2 separate regions of the Mus musculus genome follow, and region 1 is linked to region 2. A link is a loop called in an ENCODE intact Hi-C map of the cell type or tissue named here. Cell type or tissue: gastrocnemius. All regions are shown on one strand. Links, peaks and the distances in the headings refer to the core of each region. The heading gives the core; the rest is flanking DNA.

What was found. Peaks named below come from ENCODE experiments on the same cell type or tissue, not always from the same donor. Only the 100,000 strongest peaks of a DNase experiment are listed, where the experiment ranks them.
Region 1: it touches region 2 in a loop (12-fold over the local background); 34 of 42 quality-filtered maps call a loop at or near these places.

The regions. Positions count from the first base shown.
Region 1 is chr12:84,649,023-84,660,606 of GRCm38, forward strand. It overlaps Vrtn (vertebrae development associated), which reads left to right. Exons shown (of 2, transcript NM_001033776.2): 2 at 1-2,433. The coding sequence ends at 1,678. Among named protein-coding and RNA genes, the nearest start is that of Vrtn, 12 kb to the left of the region's middle. In gastrocnemius, for the core only: no CTCF peak of the experiment used is centred there; DNase peaks (open chromatin) are centred at 1,441, 2,266, 5,086 and 8,462.
Region 2 is chr12:84,750,863-84,762,446 of GRCm38, forward strand. Npc2 (NPC intracellular cholesterol transporter 2) reads right to left here. Exons shown (of 4, transcript NM_023409.4): 3 at 9,858-10,030; 4 at 3,697-6,350. The coding sequence ends at 6,264. Among named protein-coding and RNA genes, the nearest start is that of Npc2, 16 kb to the right of the region's middle. In gastrocnemius, for the core only: CTCF peaks have their summits at 4,645 (motif pointing left) and 8,356 (motif pointing right); DNase peaks (open chromatin) are centred at 1,626 and 4,638.

The DNA of each region.
Region 1 (11,584 bases), core at 1,364-9,363, 100 kb before region 2:
CCTTGAATGCAACATCTACTCCATCTACCCCATGCGCAACATCAAGATCCGACCCTATTTTAACCGTGTTATCATGCCTCGCTGCTCCACCCACGTGACCTCCATGCTGCACATCATGTGGGCTGGTCAGCCCCTCACTAGCCACCTCTTCCGTCACCAGTATTTTGCCCCTGTTGTTGGGCTGGAGGAGGTGGAGGCTGACTGTACTGCTAGCCTGAACCCCGTTCCTCCAAACCTGGGTCCTCTGCTACCACCCGCTAAAACCCTGGAGCTGCTCAACCGTGAACCTGGCCTCAGCTACTCCCACCTCTGTGACCGCATCAGCATCACCAAGAGCACCTTCTACCGCTGGCGGCGGCAGACCCAAGAGCACCGTCAAAAGGTAGCCACCCGCTTCTCTGCCAAGCACTTCCTGCAGGACAGTTTCCACCGTGGGGGCTTTGTGCCATTGCAGCAGTTCCTGCAGAGATTCCCTGAGATCTCCCGTTCTACCTACTATGCTTGGAAGCATGAGTTGCTGGGCTCTGGTGCCAACTCGGCCCTGGGCCCGGCCACTCCATCCAGGGAGGCACTGGCTGTGCCGGAGGTGGAGAGGCCACCGGGGAAAAAGGCTGCTGAGGAGGTGGGGTGCTCCTCACTGGCAGCAGCGATGTTGAGCCCTCCTAGTATGATCTTAATGCAGCGTGCCAAGTCTTTCTTGGAGTATTGCATCTCTCTGAACAAACTGGTACCATATCGCTGCTTCAAATGCAGGTTCCCTGGCATCTCGAGGTCTACCTACTACAACTGGAGGCGGAAAGCCCTCAGAAGGACCCCCAGTTTCAAGTTGTCCCAAGCAGCTTTTGAAACTGCTGAGTCTCTCCAGCCAACAGATGTTGGGAAAGAGACCCCCTTCTCTTTGAAGAGAGAAGCGGGAGAGGAGGAGACAGGAAAAGCAGGAAGTGGGGCTCCTCTGACTTCCCGGGGGCTCATATCCCCAAAGATGCCCTTATCTCGTTGGCAGAGACGACTACGCAGGGCTGCCCGCAAGCAGGTGCTAAATGGGCACCTACCCTTCTGTCGCTTCCGCCTCCGCTATCCTAGTCTGTTACCTTCCACTTTTTGGGTATGGAAAAGTCTTTCCCGGAGATCGCCCGGGATGCAGATTCCCTCTTTGAGCCAGAGGAGGCAGAAGCCTCAGGGACGGCAGAAGCCCGAGGGACGGCAGAAGCCCGAGGAACAGCAGAAGCCCGAGGGACGGCAGAAGCCCGAGGGACGGCAGAAGCCAGTTGAACCACAGGCTATGGAAGCTGATCAGAATGTACCGGCTATGGTGGTTCCTCCAGCGGAGACACTGCCAGTGGCTACTTCTCCAGAAGATGTCCCAGGAGGGCCTTCCAGAGAGGGAAACATCATTCAAGAGGCAGCTATGACCCAGAGCCAACCCCATAGTGGATCGTTGCCAAGCCAGACTCTGGCGGAGGCACCCGGGGGCAGTGATGGGCAGGTGCTGGTGATGGACATGCTTACCACCACGAGGTTCAAGGCCCAGGCCAAGCTGTTCCTGCAGAAGCGGTTCCAGTCTAAGACTTTCCCCTCCTACAAGGAGTTCCAGGCGCTCTTCCCCCTCACTGCCCGCTCCACCTACTACATGTGGAAGCGGGCGCTCTATGAAGGTCTCACACTGATTGATGGCTGATGGGAGGGGAAGAAGGGGAGCCGAGCTGCCTCCTGACTAGGATGTCCTTTGCTCTGCCTTTTGTAACGTCTTGATGGAGGGGTGGGAATCAGCCGCTCGCTCTGACAAAAGCTACAGGAGGGCCAGTTGTCTCTTTGGTTGTTGGCTGGGTCATAGGTTTTTGTTGTGTTTCATTTTGCTTTTTCCATTAATTTGGGTTGGCAGGACCCCCTCCGCCCCTCGTCAGTGTTAAAGCTCTGTCATGATTGTGACATGGCTGCTTTCAGCTTTTCCTGGGCCCACAAGGAAAGTATCACAGCGTGACCATTATTTCCTGTCAGAATAAATATATGTGCCTTTTCTTTTTAAGGGTTGTATCTTTTTTTTCCCCCCCTCAAAGATGTCTTCCAAAGGAATATGGGGACTGAGCCTGAGGCAGCTGTGTGGCTGCTTCCTCAAACCCTCGGTGGAGAAGGACTGAGCTTCACAGAACACACGACAGTGATCTCTAAGCCAGGGAAGGCCCCTAGGCACTGGAGACCCCAAAGAGAGCTTCCTGCTTCCTCTGCTGGGGGCTGGGGGGGATCTCTTCAGGTCAGGCGTCTGCCAGCCTGGCTGCTCTTGGGGACCTGCTGAGCCGCCTCAGACGCCAAGGCACATTTTGGGCAAGGAGCTACAAGGTTACAAGGCTGGTGGGGAATTGATTTTTTTTTTTCATTGTCTAGCCACACAGTTGGAAACCCAAAGAAAATAAAGTGAAATTTTGTCCTCACACAGCCTGTGGCCTCCGGGATTTGTTTGGCTAAGATAGGACTGTGTTCTAGGCCTCCCTTTAGTTTAAGGGGCTTGGGAGAACATTTCTGTCTTCTGATAATACATGCTTGGGACCAGGGTTTACCTGGTGGGACTCTATTCTGAACTTACGGGTCTGGCTAGGCCCAGGTGCAGATAACGGCCGTTGTCTATTGAGATGAAGCATCAACGGGGGAGAGATGCGCTTAGGTCTGGTCTCCTGTCTTGGTTTCCTGTAGCCGACTTTTTTTTTTTTTTTTTTTTTTTTTTTTTTTAAGATTTATTTCATTTATATGAGTGCACTGTAGCTGTCTTTAGACACACCAGAAGAGGGCATCGGATGGTTGTGAGCCACCATGTGGTTGCTGGGAATTGGAACTCAGGACTTCTGGAAGAGCAGTCAGTGCTTTTAACCGCTGAGCCCTGTAGCCAACATTTTTATGGTCCCGAGTTCTGCCTTTTGCTTATCCCACGTCTATTCCATCACCAAGTCTGGTTGCCTAGGAGGTGCTGGGGGCATGGAATCCAGGGTCCTGTGTATACTGGTCACATGGTCCATCACTAAGTGACATTCCCAGGCCCCTTTAACTTTAGGTTGACCTTGGACTGCTGTCCCACCTCACAGCTCCCTCCTTGCCTCCTCCATTTGGCTCAGCCTCCAGCTGGATTTAGATGATATTGGACCCTGTCACTTTCCTGCTTTAAATGTGTCTGCGGCTGCCTTTTAATCACAGAGTCTCTTTCTTAAGGGCTGTGTGTGGCCGGGCATGGGAGAAAAAGGCAGGTGGATCTCTGAGTTCAAGATCAGCATGGTTTACAGAGTTCCCGGACAGCCAAGGCTGTTCAGAGAAACCCCTGTCTTGCAAAACGAAACAAAAGCAAAAGGGCCCTGTGAAGTGGCCCCACCTCACTCTCCCTCTGCTGTGCTTGCCCACCATGCTTCAGCCACATTGGCTGCCTCCGACCCTGAACGTCCCTTCTGCTCAGGAATTACACACACTTGCTACTTTGGTCTAAGACACCGTTCTTTCTCCCTCTTTGTTTAGTACTCTCATTTTCTTATCTTTCCCCTTTCCTTTTAAAATTAATTTTATACAGGGTCTCACTACACAGCTCTGGCTGGCCTGGAACTGTGTAGACCAGGTTGACATCTTTTGCTTACAGCACCCTTAGATGATAGATCTGCCTACTTCTGCCTTGGGGGTGCTGGATTAAAGTTATGCATCATTGTCTGGGCTCCGCCCCGCAGTTATCTGGCAACAGCCAGGCATGCCTGATTCACTATAAAAGGGGCTGCTTGGCCCCTCCTCTCTTGCTCCTGCTCTGTCCTCTAGCCCCTTACCAGCTCTCTAAGTTCCTCTCCCCCCTCCCCATTCACGTGCTCATGGCCAGCCTCTACTCCTCTCTCTCTGCCTTTCTCTGTCTCTACTACCCTCTCAACTCCCCTCCTCATGCCCTGAATAAACTCTATACTATCCCACCTTGTGGCTTGTCCCTTAGAGGGGAGGTTGCCTCAGCACTGGCCCACAGAGGCACCTCCTTCCCCAACACCTGACTGCACGTTCACCAAATGTACTCCTTTTCTTATGGTTTTATAAAACACAAAAGTCATGAAGCCTGACTTTCTCTGTGTCAGAGAAACCATCTTTGAGATGGGGTTTCTCTGTGTAGCTCTGGTAGTCCCGGAACTTGCTCTGTAGACCAGGCTGGTCTCAAACTCAGATCCAACTGTCTCTGCCACCAGAGTGCTGGGATCTAAGGTGTACGCCACCACTGCCTGGCTTCTCTCTCCTTTTGAACACAGGTTTTAGTGTGTAGCCCATGAACATAGGATGGTCATGCTTCAGCCTCCTGGGGGCTGGGATAACAGGTGTTCATTCCCATAGCCGATTCCAATGCTTTTCCCTGTTGTCTATGCAGCAAACATCGGACCTCTGAGTCCCTATTACGTTACCCTTTTGAATTCTCTAGTAGGTTCTTGTTTCTATTTGTTGCTTTCTTGTTTGGTTGCATGCAGACTGTTTGAAAAACAGGGTTTTTTTCTTTTTTTTCTTTTGCTTACAGCACCCTTAGATGATAGATTAATTTTAGGCACACAGTAGGTGCTGATATGGAAAAGAGAATGGGACGATGCTTTAATTCTGTCTTAGTGTTAAACCTGTGAGCTCCAGTTCTGCAAACCTAATCAACAGTGGTCTTAAATATTCCTCAAAGGCCAATATCCCCCTCTGTCTTCATAGCTACCCTGTAATCTGTGCCAACAGCAGCTTATCTTCGATAAGAATTATTCAAGTCGACTCTGCCTCTACTCAATCTATTGCTGCTTCTTGACAGGGTCCTGAGTCCTCTTCCCTGAATCGGATTCCCTGCTGGCTTTCCCATTGCCCTCAGCACAAATTCCAAAGTAGTGAGGCTCACCCAGTCTAGCTCCTACCTACCGCTGAGCTTCTCTCTGATTCTCATGTTGTACCCATCACACAGACCTTTCTTTCTCCTGTATGCTTCCCTCCCTTTCCATAGGGCTCACATGCTTATGCTCTGGTCTGGGGTCTCCGCTGCACCTGTAAGAATTTGGGTGAAGGAATCGGACTAGGGGATTTCAACCTAACTTGCAGTGGCAACTTCTGGCCAGCAGGTGGCAGTCCAGTACAATGAGAGACACTACCATTGGGTGGGAGCTAGGTTCCGATTCCTTTCCATTTGGGCCATGAGGGAGTCCCAGGGTCTCTCCTGAGAACTCTGACAGAAAGTACAGTTCCTTATACTCAGCACCAGAACATGCCTTCCTAGGCTGGGAAGCAGAGTCTCTTAGTGGGACCTAGCAACCATCCTGGGGGTTTGGATGAGCTCAATGGATAAACATTTGCCCACTATGGGTGATGCCCTGGGTTCAGTTTCTGGTACTGCAAAAACAAAATACATCTACAGACTACTGCCTAGGGGGAGGACGTGTCAGGAATGTGGATTCCAGGGTCTCATCCAGATAGCAATTCCCACCTTAGATATTCGTGTGCCTCCTTTTTCCCATGTGAAGGCAAGATCACGGTTGTGCCCATGGTGGTGTGGTGGGCACCCGTCTTCCCATAGTAAGGCTTAGGCGAGTGAGTGTGATGGTGGACCCTCGGTCTGATTTCTGCTTGAATGGAGGGTGGGCTAATACCTAAAGAGAGGCTTGTTCAGGGTTACTCTCCAGTAAAACATGTTCTATGCTCTGGTCCTGAGCTGGGAAGATGATGACATCCGAGATCACCATGAAGCCCTAAACCTGCAGCAGAAATTTTAGCTTCTGTTGGGGAAGATGTGTTCGTATCATTGAAAAATGATTGTGTGTGTGCATGTGTGTGCGTGGGTGTGGGTGTCCAGTGTTGTTGTTATTTAGAAGAGTTGTTTCCTTTATAATCTGCCTACAAAGGCCAAGGAACCTAAGTTGTGTTCATACTCGTCAATGATGCTTCATGCTGAGGTCTCACTATGTAGCTCTGCCTATCCTGGAACTTGCTCTGTATACCAGGCTGGCCTCGAACTCACAGAGATCCGCCTGCCTCTGCCTCCCTGAGTGCTGGGGTTAAAGGTGTAAAGGTGGGGGCCACCATGCCCAGTTTCATGCTGGTTTTGAAGTTGACACTTGTTGAAATTGTGTGTGTGTGTTTTTTTGTTTGTTTGTTTGTTTTCCCAAGACAGGGTTTCTCTGTATAGCCCTGGCTTTCCTGGAACTCACTCTGTAGACCAGGCTGGCCTCAAACTCAGAAATCCACCTGCCTCTGCCTCCCGAGTGCTGGGATTAAAGGTGTGCACCATCACCACCCGGCTTGTGTGTGTGTTTTAAAGAATTATTTATTTCATGTCTATGAGTACACTAGCGCTGTCTTCAGACACACCAGAAGAGGGCATATGGATCTCATTACAGGTGGTTGTGAGCCCCCATGTGGTTGCTGGGAATTGAACTCAGGACCTCTGGAAGAGTGGCCAGTGCTCTTAACCACTGAGCCATCTCTCCAGCCCTATTTGTGTTCTTTTGATGCCACTTTCTACCGTGGATACCTCTGGGAAGAAAGTCCAGCGCAGCAAGGTGTACCAAGAGGAAAACAATGTGGGAATTTAGTTTTATCCCCTTGGTGACATTCTGTGTGGCTCTAAGGGAAGGTTTTATTTTATTTAAATTTATTATTTTATGTGTTTGGGCATTTTTGTCTGCATGCGTGTTTGTGTACCACATGTGTGCCTGGTCCCTGCAGAGGCCAGAAGAGGGTGTGTATCCTCTTAGGCTAGAGTTCTAGACAGTTGTGAACCGTCATGAAATGTTGAGAAATGAAGCCTCATCCTTTGGCAAAGTAGCCCGTGCTCTTTTTCTTTGTTTCAAGACAGGGTTTCTCTGTGTAGTCCTTGCTCTCCTGGAACTTGCTCTTTACACCACCTGACCTTGAGCTCAGAGATCTGCCTGCCTCTGATTCCCAAGAGCTGGGATTAAATGTGCGCACCACCATTGCCTGGCTTAGCAGTGCTTTTAACTGTTGAGCCACTTCTCCAGTCACCCAGAGAGAATATTTTATTTTATTTTATTTTAATTTTTTGGTTTTTCGAGACAGGGTTTCTCTGTATAGCCCTGGCTGTCCTGGAACTCACTCTGTAGACCAGGCTGGCCTCGAACTCAGAAATCTGCCTGCCTCTGCCTCCCAAGTGCTGGGATTAAAGGCGTGCACCACCCCTGCCCGGCAGGACTATTTTAAATATAAAAGTTTTACTCTAGGAGGCTGGATGTGGTAGTGATGTACATCATGAACCCCAGCACTCCGGAGGCAGCGGCAGGGGGATCTGGGTTTGAGGCCAACCTTCAAGTTGTAGGCCAGTCAGAGCTATGTACTGAGGCCCTGTCTGAATTAACTCTCACCCTCGGTCATATGAAATGGCTCAGTAAGGGGACTTGCTGTTAAACTGGAGGGCCTGAGTCTGATCCCTGAGACCCAGCAGATGGATAGAACTGACTCCTGCAAGTTGTCTTCTGGTCTCTACATGCACACTGTGGCACACACCTACAAACACACTAACTAGTAAACAAACGATAGACAAGTGTAATCTTTAAAAAAATTAAAAACCAGGCTAAAGAAACATTAGTTTTCCCTTTTATTTCCGCAGTTCCCACTGAGGGAATCTCTCACTTTTTTTTTTTATGGAAATCATTTCGGCTATAGTGACACCTGATTTGATGCTGAATGTTCCTTGAGAATGAGCCGGGTGTGGTGGGATGTGACTGTAATCTCAGTCTATGGGAAGCTGAGGAGGAGGCCAGCCTGGGCTACAAAGACGAGGATACCCCATCTCAAAAAACAAGCAACAAACAAACAAAACCAAGAAAGCCTTTCTCGGGAGTTCGTTTCTATGGAGTACTCAAGTGCCCCTGGATTAATGGTGGTTCTCGGGCTCCCGGGTGAGTGAGGGGTCAGACTCAGGTCCTCCAGTCTAACAGCAAGTCCCCTTACTGAGCCACCGTCCTCCACCTTACTTCCCAAATAGCCCTCAGTAGTGTTTTAACCTCACCTGCAGCCACTCAGGGTTCACTCTCCCAGGCCCCACTAACTCTTCTCTGGGTAACCTGCTTTCTATAGCATCCAGCTGTAAGCTGGCGCAGTTAACCCAGCATATTCCACTTCTCCACGACATCAGATCTGTGGGAACATCTCGGGCTTTGCAAGACTGCAGGCTGCTGGTCTGTCACAGAGAATCCTTCCCTTAGTCCATCCCTGCCCTCTCCACTGAGCAAAGCCCTCGTACCAGGTCACGCCTGTGGCCCCCGGCCATCCTGCCAGGTTCTATCATCTGTGACTGAGGTGCAGGCCAGTCTCACTTCGGAAGGAGCTGGGAAATCTACATTCTCGCCCGGGGAAGTCTGATAGCCAGATGCTAAGGAGAGTCACTGGGCTTCGACTTCTCCAAGGCTTCTGTTGGCAGCGAGGCTGCTGTGGTTGGCGGTCCACACAGAGTGGGGTGCACCAGGAAGCTCATGCTGGCTTTGCATGGCATCTGGGCTCATCCTGACCATCCAATCTGAAATTGCTTAGGAGGCAGTGGGGGAGGGGGGCACTGGAGTGTGTTGTTCAGTGGTAGAGGACTAAGCTCAGACTCCTCAAAAGATTGACTTCAGTTTGCTGAGTCCTTAGCAGGCTGCTAATCTGAGGGACAGCTCTGGCATAGAAGTCTTTAGGAGGGATCAGGAAGCCAAGAAGCAAGGCTTAGCGCATGCAGAGAGCCTGCTACAGTCGTGGGCTGTCTGCCCTACTTCTCACTGGAACCTTCTCCCCAGCTACCCACATCAGGGTTACCTACAGGATGTTTCTAGCAGGTTCCTAAGTGTTCCAATTGCTATTTACCTCATGGAAGAAGAGTGGGGCTTTTAGGGAAATGAAGAGCAGCAGAAAGTAGGTTTAATGGTGTAAAAAATTTTTCCACGGAAGATGACTTTGAAAATAGCATGAAATCCGCTTAACTCGCCAGTGCCTCTGTGCTGAGCAGAGAGTGCTGGGGGCTCAGAAGGCAGCTAGGAAACCCAGCAGGAGATGCTGACTCAGAAAATCATCGCTTTCTGTCTAGGGGTGCCCACTGGAGTCGCAGAGGGTGGCAAGGCCACACACCGAGGTCTTCCACAGTGCCTCAACTGCAATTCCAGACATTGGTCCTTGGTATTGGGGCGGGGGCTGGGAGGAAGAAAAGTCAAACTGTGGGGGTCATGAGCGAGACCCTGGAAAGAAAGCAATGGTCTCCAAGCCCCAGAGCCAACCTGGCTGGGAGTTGGGCCCCCATCTTCTGTGGCTTGCGAATGTTGGTAATGTCTAGGTTTCCTGATTTGGGCAGAAGTCAGAATTGGGGGCATGGCAAGTGCAGTGGGTTTGCACTGATCTGCAGAGCTCAGCTCCCTGAGGACAGGAAGGAGGCTGCTATTTGTGGGTTATTAACCATTTCGTTCATTACAGCTAGGGTCACCGTCTTAGCTAGGGTTGTATTGCTGGGAAGAGACACCGTGACCACAGCAATGATTATAAAGGAAAACATTTGACTGGGGCTGGCGTATAGTCCCTTGTCATCATGGTGGGAAGCATGGCGGTATGCAAGCAGACATGGTGCTGGAGAGGCAGCTGAGAGCTCTACACCTAGATCCATAAAGGAGCAGGAAGAGACAGTGAGGCAGTAAGTAGCCTGGCTTGAGGCTCTGAGACTTCAAAGCCCACCCCATTAGGCATTTCTTCTAACAAGGCCACGCCTCCTGATAGTGTTAGGGCACCAGGCAGGTAGCTCAGTTCACCGGTGGGGTGCTAGCTTAGCATTCACGAGGCTCTGGGTTTGATCTCCTTTTCTGAATAAGCTGGATGTGGTGGTGTCCTACTACAGCTCCAGGACTCAGGTAGTAGAGGCAGGAGGGTTAGGAGTTCAAGGTCATCTTCAGCTATACTGCAAATATGAGGCCAACCTCCAATCGATGAGGCCCTGTCTCAAAAACAGGCCCAATGAAATGGCTTGGTGGTTTTTTGTTTTTTGTTTTTTGTTTTTTTTTTCCCCATATAGGGTCTTTCTATGTTAGACTTGGCTGTCCTGGAACTTGCTATGTAGACCAGGCTGTCCTGGAACTTGCTATGTAGACCAGGCTGGCCCCATCCTCACAGAGATTCACCTGCTTCTTTCTGCCAAATGCTGAGATTAAAGGCCCGAGCCATCACAGCTACTCATAACTGAAATGGCTCAGTGAGGAAGTAAAGGCACTTGCCCTACAAACCTACCCACCTAGGTTTCATTCCCCAGAACCCATCAAAAGCTGGAGAGAGAGAATGGACTCTGCCAAGTTATTCTCGGACCACTGCATTTGTGCCCCCTATTAATACACAAAAGATGTGGTTTTGAGAGAGGTGGCTCAGTGGTTAAAAGCACCGATTGCTTTTTTCAGAGGACCAAGGTTCAATTCCTAGCACCCACATGGCAGCTCACAACTGTCTGTAACTCCAGGTCTGACACCGTCACACAGACTCATGTGCAGGCAAAACATCAATGCATTTAAAATAAAAATAAATAATTTTTAAAAAATATTTAATGATAAGTCCCAGAAATAAAAATATAAAGGAGAAACTGACTTGAAGTTTTGACAGGAGCTAACTGCACAAAGATGAAAGACCATCTTCCATGAGTGGTGCCAGGACTCACGGCAGGTATATAAAAATAAGCCTCCCTCTGCTGTGGACTGGGATAGGTTTCCAAAGGCTTAGTAAGGGCTGGGGAAGGGAGGCTGGAGAGATGGCTATGGGATTAAGAGCACTGGCTGCTCTTCCAGAGGACCTGGGTTTGATTCTCAGCATCCACAAAGCAGCTCACCACCATCTGTAACTCCGGTTCCAGAGGCTCCGACATCCTCTTATGGCCCCTGCCAGCATGCAAGCAATGCACAGACATACATGAAGACAAAACATCTGTAATCATAAAATAAAAACTGAAAAGCAACCTGCAAGGGCTGGGCTGCACCTCAGTGGTAGAGTGCTTACCCAGCATTAAAAACAAAACCCACAGGCTGGTGAGATGGCTCAGTGGGTAAGAGTACCCGACTGCTCTTCCAAAGGTCCGGAGTTCAAGTCCCAGCAACCACATGGTGGCTCACAACCATCCGTAACAAGAACTGACGCCCTCTTCTGGTGTGTCTGAAGACAGCTACAGTGTACTTACATATAATAAATAAATAAATCTTTAAAAACAAAAACAAAAACAAAAACAAAAAAACCCCAAAACCCACAAACAGTGCTGTGTGAGGAAACTGAGGAAGGAAGGAACTGATAATACAGGAGCTGGTGGGAAACCCTGCGAGGGTGAGATCGTCATAGAGCCATTTAGCTGCAGGACTTAGAGGCTCTAAACCATTCAAACTGTCAGTCTTCAGAGCGTATCCATGTGGGCCGTTGGTGTGTTTATGTGCGTGATGGTTTCACATGAGGGAATGTGCACCATGTTCATGGAAGGCTGGAAGAAGAAGGCAGCGTGAGATCCCCTGGAACTGGATTTACAGGGGGGGGCGGCTGTCAGCACCATATGAGTGCTGAGAGTCCAACCTGGATCCTCTTGGTTTGTTTGAGACAGGATCTATTATGTAGCTATGGCTGTCTTGGA
Region 2 (11,584 bases), core at 1,157-9,156:
GAGCCAGATGTGCTTCCTGTCGCCCTCGCACAGACATGACATGACTTATAGCTATGGAGCCAAAGGCCTCACCGCACCCTAGACAGAAGCCAAAGGGACCGGAGGCTTTGTGTGCCAAAGATACAGCCTGAAGAGGAGGGAGGTTATGGCCAGGGAGTGTTTCATAGGTCAGCTGGACGTGAGGCTACATCAGCAGCCAGTCCCAGAGGCTTATGACAGCTGACTTCCAGAAGGTGTGAGCTCCAACCTTTCTCTGGAACTGCCTACCTGGGATAGGGCACTCCAGTGTCCTTCACAAAAAAACGAAACCAAGCCAGCTACTGCTCCTCTTTCTGTCACTTTTGGAGACCAGGGTACTAGAGTGTTAAATGGTCCTATTCAAATTAAAAAAAAAATGGCACTCGTCCCCCATAAAGACACTTATATAAATAAGTGTCCCTGAGTGCTAGGCATGGTGGTGTATACCTGTAATCTCAGAATCTGGGAGGGAGAGACAGGAGGATCAGAAGTTCCGGGTCACCCTCAACTACACAGAGTACAAGCACTGCCGGGACTATATGAGACACGGTCTCAAAAAATAAAGAGGGAAGAAAAACTGCTGATCACTGAGTTCTAGGCATTTACTCAAATCCCCTATCTGTGACTCCAGGCCCCTGTCAGCTCCCATGGCTGCAACCTTCCTTCCTCACCAAGGATAGCGATACTAATGCCAATAGAACTCCTTTGAAAGGCTGTGAGGATTCTCTCACTCTGTGACAGCTGAGGACACAGAGGCCCTGTGAAGGATCCAAAGTCAACGAACTGCAAAGGAGGTAGGGAGCTGCAAACCCAACTAAAAGTCAAACTGTAAGTAACGACTACTTCTCAAAGTGACATCCTCCCCCAGAGGTTCTGGGGGCATCTGTCTCTCTGGTGCTCGGCTTCCCAGGCTGTAAAGCCTACTGGGAGGGATTGAGACCAACAAAACTCCAGCAGACGGACAGAATAGGAGAAAGAATCAACATCACATCTCATGAGTCCTCTGAACTAAACCTCCGGGAGGTGGGCTCTCAAATGTCTGCTTAGCCCCAGCCTCCGTCCCAAACCCTCTCTGGATTCCTAAAGTTTATGTTGTCCTTACAAGTCCATGATCTCTGTCTGTCCATTATGCCCAAACATCCCCTTAGAATCCCAGTGGTTCATGCTCACAGAGACCTGGAGGGACCTAGTTGGATCCGTTCAGTCTCTACATTTACAGCAGAGTTAATGACACTGACAATTTACAGTGGTTAATGACACAGCCACTAAGGAACTTTCTCTTTGTTCTCCCTTTGCCACTAACCAGTGACTTGAGAGTCACTTCCCTTGGTTGGGAAACACAAGAATCTCGTGACCATTCATTGCTCAGATACGCTGAGGATCCCTCATCAAATCATGACTTTTATACTTTGATCTGCCTGGCAGAGGAACGGGGATGCATGGGGTGCAGGAAGCAGCGTGGTGTGTTTCTCTCACACTGAGAACAGACTGCCGCAGCTGGCCTGCCCTCCCGCTTTCTGATCTGGTACACCCAGTTTCTCTGCCGCATTCAAGACCAGCAGCCATCTGTTTTGCCTGCCAACTTCCTTAGTGGCCTGACCCTCTGGCAGTCAGAGTTAAGCTAATCCCTTCACCTGCTGGCTGCTTTGCTGGGGCATATGGTTTGTGGAGAGGGGCCTGCCAGAGAGAGCACGATATTTTTCCTCTCAGAGACCCTGGAGAGGAGGATGGTAATGCTGGCATGCCAAGCCTGCTCCAGAATCTATGCCTTCACTGTCCATGGGGACAAGTACTTGTGTGTGCTCTGTGACCACTGAGGGCAACGAGCAGACAGATCAGGGACAGCGGAAGCTCTGGCCTCTCACATGTGTCATTCATTCTCTGGTGGGACCCTCACTTATGCAAGCTCCTTGGTTCCTCCGGGTCTTTTCAGCAACCAAATCCCTGGTCTGGAGAACATGGTAGGTTCCTATGGCAATGGGCCTTTTAGCTGTTTCCATAGCAACGAACACTCAGACCATCTAGTTGCTAGTCAACTGACAGCTGTAAGTGAATCGGATTCAGTTTATAAGCTGAAGGTTAGGCCCGGGGCTCCTCTGGAGAGGACTCCTCTCAAAGCTTCCAGTCGATATTTGGGGGACCCACAGCCACTTTCTACCTTGAATCACACCGCAATATCCATCCACATTCCCAACACACACCACTGATCATCCTGGCCTTTCAGCAAGCCCTCAGGGCTTCTCTGGAGGAAGCGCTTATTCTGAATAACACCCTACTGACTCTGTGGCAGTGTTGCTCCTAGGTACCACAACTTTGTCCCTAAACCAACCCACTGTGGGGGCACTGTTCTTGGATTCTCTAAAGAAAATGGTTATCCACGACTGTATTTCTTTAATTGACCTTACCCACTTAGTCCTTTCCTATGCCTGGGGCATTCTCAGGAATAACTCTGCTTTATCTGTGAATCGTGTCATATTTCTTTCTTCTTTCCTTCCCACCTTCCCTCCTTAGACAAGATCTCAGGTAGCCTAGTCTGGCCTTGAACTTGCTGTAGCCAAGGATGACCTTAAATTTATCCTCCAGCCTTTACGGCCTAGTGCTGGGACCATGGGCATTTGCTGCCAGGCTCAGATAATTACTTATTAGTGTGCATTTGATGAGGATATCAGTTTGTCATTTTCCTTGTATGGCAGTGACAACCTTGGATGTCAGTCCAAGTTTAAGACAGGAATTTGTTTGCCACCCCATACAGCAGGCAAGCTGATGCATCCAGATTTCACCCCCCCCCCCAATTTTATTTCTTTTAGGCCTATGGGTGTTTCGCCTGCATGTAAGTCTGCTGCTGTTCAGGCTCCGCGTCTCTGTCCACCTTGGGTGACCAGAGTGGCTTCAGATCAGGCAGTTATGAGTGCAGCAAGAACAGACTCTTGGGAGACAGCTCCAATGGGGGAACAAAGGCTGCTACGCAACCTTTGGGGCGTGGGTAGGGGCTTTTGGAGTGAATGTACATCATTGGCCTGGGGCAGGGTGCTGGGGTCTCATTTGCATAAGGAGGAATTCCAGGTACCGATGGACATGACCTTATAAGGGAGAGGAAGCTTGACCTGGCTACTTGGCTGTGTAGCCTCCTCCAGGGGGCAAAGGCGGTGTGTGTGTGTGTGTGTGTGTGTGTGTGTGTGTGTCCCAAGCTTCATGCTCCAGGACAGGAAGGCTCAGAGCAGGGGTGAGGGTGGGGGGACGTGGGGGTGCAGAGACCTTACTCCTGCCAATCTCAGGATCAGATTTCTGGGGTTTGGACACACCTTTACCCCACTTTTGCTTTGCCACAGTTCCTACCCTCGATTCATGGCTCCCCAGTCCCAAATAAGTCCGTGTATCATGTGTATGCCATGCCCGAAGAGGGTGTCTGACCCCCTGGAAGTGCAGTTACAGGGAGCTATGAGCCACCATGTGGGTGCTGAAAACTGAACCCCAGTCCTCTGGAAGAGCAGCCAATGTACTTAACCACTGAGCCATCTCTTCAGCCCCACATCTCGCTTTGTTAGTGGGTTCTGGGGAGACCTTTTATCCTTTAAGCCTCATCTCCAGCCCTGTTTTTTAACACACACACACACATACACACACACACACACACACACACACACACACAACTTCCTTCAAAATCAGGCATCCAGGATCTGAAATGATTCCACCCCTTGATTTTTATTAGTATGAAGATCAGACCATAGCATTGGGGATCTTGAGATTTACCTGCCTCAGATTCCTGTAAGGGAAGAGTGGGTCTAAGACTCAAGGTTTGCACAGAGACAGGCAGTAGAAAACACGGGGCCCTTTGTATGCTTAGGATTCAAGGCTTCTGTGTTAATGACTGTGAACTTTCTTGTAGGGATGACCTTTCAAACTAATCCTCCCATGGGAGACTACCTATCTCACAACTGCAGGCTCCACTGAGCCTCCCAGTGGCCCGTAAGCAAACAGTCCTAAGCTGTTGGGTCACCTCCTGTTCTGATGAGGACACAAGGGCACTAACAGAGCTTCCTCCTCCCACCCCCCATTTTTTCGGGTTTGAGAGCTGTTAGTTGCAGAGCTAAAAAGGCAAGAAGAATCTGTTGGGAAAAGGGAGTCAGCAAACACAGAAGTGAGTTTCTCCTGGCCCCTCAGCAAGCTCCCACACAGACGATAGCTATGTTTTTCTGAGACACATTACACATGAGATTGAGCCTCCGGATTTTCCTATTTCTAGACAAAAAGAGCAGCCTAGCACAATGGCTCACACCGACAGCGTGTATACCGCACGCCCTGACTCGTGTTTTACATGCCTCATTTCACTTCACATGGCGCTACCATTGTCCCTGGTCAATGGATTAGGAAAATCCAAATTGAAGCACGGAGAGATGGAATCACTTACAGCTCACATTCACAGCTGAATAACTGGAGGAGCCAAAATTTAACCACGGGCAGCTGGAAGCAACGACCTCAGCAGGTAACTACTTTTGGAGTTCACATGATTCTGACTCATATGGGAAGATAGGGTGGGCTCAGGGTGAAAGGATACACAAAAGACCTCTGTACAGTGGGTGAACAGGTCACCGGTAAGAACTTCATTATTGACCCATTGCTGCCCCCTGGTGGTTTGCCTGGGAAACTCACAGGTAAAAAAAAACCCGCAAGCCTCCAGTCCTATGCTATTCGGATTTTATGAATGGGGGCCTACACTGGCAATCTCAGCACTTGAGGTAGAAGCAGGAGGCTCAGAAAGTCAAGGTTCTCCGATACATGGCTAGTTCAAAGCCAGCCTGAGATACGTCAGACCTCATCTCAAAAACAGCGTGTGCATTCCCTACCAAAAACTATGATCCATGACCATACCTGTCAGTCATCTTGAGATATAGTAAAGGGAACTGTTATCTGCTATGATGTTCTCTCTCCCCATCTGAGACTAGGTCTCCTTTAGCTCAGGCTGGCCTTGAGCTCATTTTGTAGACGGGGTTGGTCTCCAACTTGCAGCAGTCTTCATGCCTCTGTTGCCTTCTAGAACTGAAATTGAGTCAGGGAAGGGTGGGACGGCAGAGTGGTTAAGTCCAGGCTGGTGTGGAACTCACGACCCTTCTGCCCCTTGTCGGCTTGGGCCTACTTCTTTATTTAAATGGATCTCACTATGCTGCCACTCGGACTGGCCTGGAACTCACATCCCTCCTGCCTCCATAGAGCCACAGCCTCTTCCTCCCTCTCCTTTCTAGGCTTCCCCATGAGGGCGCGTAGTGTCCCCGTCACCACGCCTCCTCAAGTGGTGCTAGGTGGTGGTTGCTGCTTCAGGCACACTGACAGCAATGCAGAACAAGGCCACTTTCTATGGATAAAGTCTAGCTGGTATAAATAAAAACGAGGAAAGAGGCGGTGCCCGTGAGTCCTGTGAGTCACATCTTCTCTAGAGCTTCGGAACTGGGTGGCTGCCTGCTATGGACCTAGGAGGCTGCCATCTGGAAGAAGTAGGCAACCACAGACTGAACACACACGCAGGAGTGGCAAGTTAGAATTTATGGGGAGGCTCAATCTTACATGCAGAGAGAGGATACAGACAAATACCGTTAAAAAACAAAACCAAGCACCTGCAACCAAGTATTGGCTTTAATGAAAACTACCAAAGAACGAGAGCTAACCACAAAGACACAGCCACTCAGAGACAAATTTCTGCGGCAGACTGCCCCTCAGCCAGTCTGGATACCGAGGAGAGCTAGTCGCTACTGCTGAAGCGATGGGGCAGAGGCTACCAAGGAGACTCATCTGACTGATAAGCCAGGGGCTGGGGACTCAGGAGGCACTTAGAAACAGGGGAGGTAACACCCCCAGGCAGCCAGAAGACTCTGGGAAGCCATCCTTCACAGTGGATCCATAGCCCTGGGTCAAGTTATCTGACATCCCTAAGCAACCCCGTCCCATCCTGTCTGGTGGAACCTGCCTGTAATCCAACAGCAAACAGCCATGGACACCAATCTAATCTTTCCAGTTTCCCCTTTCCCTCCCGAAGCCTCCCCAGAGGCTATCTCGGGGGACAATGGCTCTGAGCGCGCTCTCAAGAGTAGTAGGCTTGCAGTTACTGCTTTGGAGGTTAAAAGGCATAAAACAGCATTCTTGAAATTCTGTTCATCATATGGCACTGATTCCATTTCGGGTCTGATTTCTGTTTCTTCCCCCCCACTCCGTCCATGGCCTCTCAGCCCACACAGACACAGGCGCCAAGGAGCCTAGCTTGTGATCTGAACTGGGATCTCCCAGCAGAAGAGATTATTCTTTTTGTCATCTTCAAGTTTCCATTCCACCACCAGTTTTATCTGGAAAAGAGAAAAAGAATTGGAAAAAATGAAACTGGAACCTTGATTTTTATCCATAATTGGCTTAAGCGTGCACTTTCAATTCCGGTTCTTTTTAAGTCCTATCTATCACCTTGAAGCCAGATTAGGGTAGCCCACTACCTGTGATCTTAAGCTCAGAAGAGTGAGCCCTGTTAGTCAACGGTATCCTCCAACCTAGTCCAGTTTATGAACGTAGTCTTCTAAGTGTGCTATTTCTTTCCCCCTTCTTTCCTGCTTACATTAAAAAAAAAAACAAAAACATTTTTTATGTGTATGAACATTTGTCTGAATGTGTGTGTATGTGCCCCACTTGTGTCCCTGATACCCACAGAGGGCAGAGAAGGGAACCAAGCTCCCTGGCACTGGAGATGGTTGTGAGCTGCCTCTTGGGGCTGGGAATTGAACCCTGGGTCTTCTGTAAGAACAGCTAGTGCTTTTTTTTTTTTTTCCCGAGACAGGGTTTCTCTGTATAGCCCTGGCTGTCCTGGAACTCACTTTGTAGACCAGGCTGGCCTCAAACTCAGAAATCCGCCTGCCTCTGCCTCCCGAGTGCTCGGATTAAAGGCCTGCGCCACCATCGCCCGGCTCTGTTTTCTTTTTAGAAGATACAGTCTTGTTAGCTAGCTAGATTAGCTTTGAATTTACTATGTAGTATGGCCTTAAATTTGTGGTAACCCCCTTACTTCAGTCCCTTGACTACTGGGATTATAGGTGGATCACCATACCTGATTATCAAACGTAATTCTAAAATCCTTCTCTTTTCTTTCCTATTTTTCTTCCCTCCCTCCCTTTGTTGAAACAGAGTTTTTGTCACACAGCTTTAGCTGACCTAGAACTTGCTATGTAGCTCAGACTGGCTCCAAACTTCTGGTCCTCCGGCCTCTGCCTCCTGAGTGCCGAGATTATAGGTGCACATTCCCAGGTTTCATTCTTAGATCAGAGGCGTATAAACAGAGTCTCATAAGATTCCTTGCTGTAAGGAAACTTTCTTGTTAGCTAGAAATGGAGATGGCCAAGCACAAGGTTGGTCCTCAGCTTGTGGGTCATGACCCCTTGGGGAGCTGTATGACCCTTTCACAGGGGTCTCCCAAAACCACGGGGAAACACAAACACTTACATTACGATTCATAGCAGTAGCAAAAGTACAGTTATGAATTAGCAACAAAAATAACTTTCTGGTTGGGGGTCACCACAACATGAGGAACTGTATTAAAGGGTCAAACCATTGGAAGGGTTGAGAACCCGTGGTCCAAAGACATGTTTAACTGAATAATGTCAAGGGTCACCACCCTGTGAAGCAAAAGAACTTCACTTCACCTCCTTAAACTGTGTCGTCCCCCTCCCCAGCCCCCACTCCTCCCTCCTCTCCCCATCTTGCTTTGTTTCTTCTAACGCAGGTTCTCACATCAAAGCCTAGACTGGCTTGGAACTTATCACACAACCCAGGCTGTTTGGAACGCACAGTGATGTTCCTGCCCCGCCTTTTTGAGCGCCAGGATTACAGCACCACCGTGCACAGGTCTTAAGATGATTTCTGCTCATCTCTCATTTGAGATCGCCACCTTGACTCTTCATGTTGAAGCTATGAGCTGTGTTGTTGTTTGTACTTTGTTTCTTAAGACATAGTCTCACTTCTTCATCCCAGGCTAGCCTGGACCTCCAGAATACACTAGATAGCTGAGGCTGGCCTTCAACCCATAGTGATCCTCCTGCCTGAGCTTTCTATGTGTTGGAAGTGTGAGCCATTGTCCCTTCTAATTTTGTAGGGTTTTTTTGTTTTTTTTTTAGACAATCTCACTATGTATTGCTGGCTAGCACTGAACTCAGAGATCCGCCTGCTGAGAGCTGGGATTAAAGGTGTTCATCAACAGGGTTGTTTGTTTGTTTGTTGTTTTAAAGATGTAATGAGCCACTAGGACCAGTTGTGAGTATGAGTGTTTTGTCAGAAAGTATATAAGAGCACCATGTGCACGCAGTGTCCTAGTAGACCAGTAGAGGGCATTGAAGCCCCTAGAACTGGAGTTATAGAGAGCTGTGAGGGGCCATAGGCATCTGGGAACTAACTGGTCCCCTAGAAGAGCATCAAGTGCTCCTAACCACTGAACCATCTCTCCAGCCCCCACTTCTAATTCTAATCAAGTAGCTCTTTATTCATGGTTCCTCTCTAACCTGAGCACTCAGGGAAGGGGCTGCCCATCATTAGTTACAGACACCTTTGTCCCTCAAACTGTCTTCACAATGTAACACTTGAGGGACAATAACATCTACATTCTTGAAAACCTGGCTTTGATTGCAAGACTTGTGTGCCACCACACCCGGCGTTACTGTTTTTTTAAACTAACAGTTTAAACTTTTCAAACTAAATACAAAGTACCTACCGTGAATCAGGCTCTGACAGATCTCTGCATACTGACGCTGCCACCTATAAATCTTTAGGGTCTCCAACAACCCTTAAACTAGAGGTTCCCAACCTTCCTGATGCTGTGACCCTTTAACACAGTTCCTCATGTTGTGGTGACCCCAACCAAAAATTTATTTTCGTTGCTACTTCATAACTGTAATTTTGCTGCTGTCAAGAATCATAATGTTAATATCTGTGTTTCTTAGGTGACCCTCGTTAAAGGGTCGTTTAGGCCCCAAAGGGGTTGAGAACCACTGTCTTAAAGACTACTGATATTTTAGTCTTCTACTTCTCTTTCTAGAAACAAATTACATCTGGGTTCTACTTGGCTTCCTTAAAAAAAAAAAAAAAAGTAACACCTGTGAAGATTAATGACATATGTCTGTAATTCCAGAATTTTCGAGGTTGAGGCAGGAGGACTGCCTGGAGTTCAAAGCCAGCCAACCTGGGCTACCAAGTGAGATTTTTTTCTGAACACAAACAATTCTAGAACAAAACAATGAAGTAACCCCCTTTTTTAATGGGGGGGGGGAGCACTTGCTTTATGTCCTTTATTTTTATCACAATCCCTACCTAGGGGACACCACTCCAGCACCTGTGGCTAGCGAGTATGTAAAGTCGGCTTGGAGGGGCGCCCAGCTCCACTGAGACACCCAAGTGCTGCTGCTAAGTGGTCCTGCTCTCTCCTTAAGAATATGGAGGAGAAACCAGGATCCTGAAGATGCTGCCAAGGCAGTTTCTACCTTTAACTATTTGTTACCTGGCTAAAATCGCTGCACAGGCTTTGGACTTAGGAGTCTTACCTCTAAATCTAGGTGCTAAGACTTCTTGGTAGAGTGGACTTGGACTCTGTATTATGTAATACCAGAAGCTTAAAATTCTTCGCTTGTAAGTCAGAAATAATATCGCCACTACACAGGGAGGCGGTGAGGGCTAGGGCTATAAAAATGGCACCCTTGGGTCCCTCAACTCATCTCCTCTCCCTTAGGCCTTCCCAGCTCCACCACCAGCTCTTTGCCCCAGTCTCTGCATCTCACTCCCAGCCCCGGGGCGGGCCTGGTGCCCTCAGCCACGGTGTCACTTACAGAGGGGTATTCATTCTTCACCGGAAGCTTATTCAGGTAGCTGTAGACCTTGTCTTTCTGGATGGGGCAGTTGATTCCACTCTTACAACCGTCAGGCTCAGGAATAGGGAAGGGGACCCGGATCCCTTCCAGGATGCCGTGGACCAAGGCCGTGCTGTTCTGGGACTGAGTGCCTAGGAAGACAGGGAGTCAGGTGGAAGGCAGCTATGCGTTTGTGAATTCTAAGTCAAGTCGTCAAATACATCATCAAATGCTGGAATGGTGACTCCAGAAGATCAGGTGGTCCCGAACTATGGGGTCTCCATCCCTATGAGTCACATTCAATACCTAGCCCTGTCACGTGATGAAGGAAGCTGGTATCTTTCCTTGCTCTCCATCAAGGGAATCAGGCTACTGGGACAGATAACCTTATCTCTCTCCCAGGACCACTGACTTCTGTCATTGAGTTTTAAATACCACAGTCTAGCACAGCAGTGGCAGGTAATCCTTCAGATGCCATGGAAGATTAAAAAGAAGTTCATTTCTCTAGCCCCTACACTGCAAGATAAGCAGAAGGGATGAAAGTATTATTACCACCGCGTGCCTCCCTCTGACTATCAGGCTATGAAAACAATGTACCCCAAGAAATTGGAATTCCCCACTGGAAGAAGGGAAAAGCTGAGCCCTGGTACCAGCAGAAGAAGGAACTTGCCATGTAGGAAGGTCACAGGGTTCTGACAACTTGGAGACAGGCCAGGAGCTGAGCTAAGGATACATTAATACCTTGACCTCTTGCCTTCTATTTAGACCTAAGCCTTGTCAGTGACCCGGAAGAGCTCACTAAGCCTCTGGATTTGTTCCTCTTCCCAGTGTGACCACACTCAGTTTCCTCTCTCAAGCTTTCACTGTCTTTTTAGACACACGGAGGACAAGGCTGCCGGGGCCCAGACCCGTCTCCTCCAGTAACATTACACATTGTAAGGGCATTTTAGAGATCTAGGGTATTAGCTGGGTCTCACTTGTTTCATTTTTAAATAATAACAATGCCTAAATTACATTAGTACACGTAGTCAGTGGGGGAGAGGTCACAGCATATCTACAGAGGCGGGAGGACAAGATTCAGGAGTCAGACTTCCTGTTCAAAGTGTGGATTCTGCGGTTCAACTTCAGGGTGTCAGCCTTGGCGACAGAGCAGGCATCGTCACCTGCCAGGTCATCATCAGGGACTCTTTTTTTTTCTTCTTAAGATTTATTTATCTTATATATGTGAGTACACTGTAGTTGTCTTCAGACACACCAGAAGAGGGCATCAGATCCCATTACAGATGGTTGTGAGCCACCATGTGGTTGCTGGGAATTGAACTCAGGACCTCTATGAAGAGCAGCAGTCAGTGCTCTTAACCGCTGAGCCATCTCTCCAGCCCCTCTCAGGGACTCTTAATTTTAGTTTATTAAAGACATGTTTATTCAGCATCATGATTAGACTATTACTCTGATCAACAACACAGACCAAGAAAACTGTACATTAAAACCCTTCACTTGGGGAGGGAGCAACGGAGAGTAACCCAGGCAGGGAAGAAGGCTTGTTGTTCTTCCAGAGGACCAGGGTTCAGTTCTCAGCATCTACATGGTGGCTTACAACCATCCATAACACTAATTCTAGGGGATCCAACAGCCTCCCCTGACCCTTGTGAGCACCAGACATGCATGTACTAAATATGCACACATGCTGGTAAAAACTATAGAAT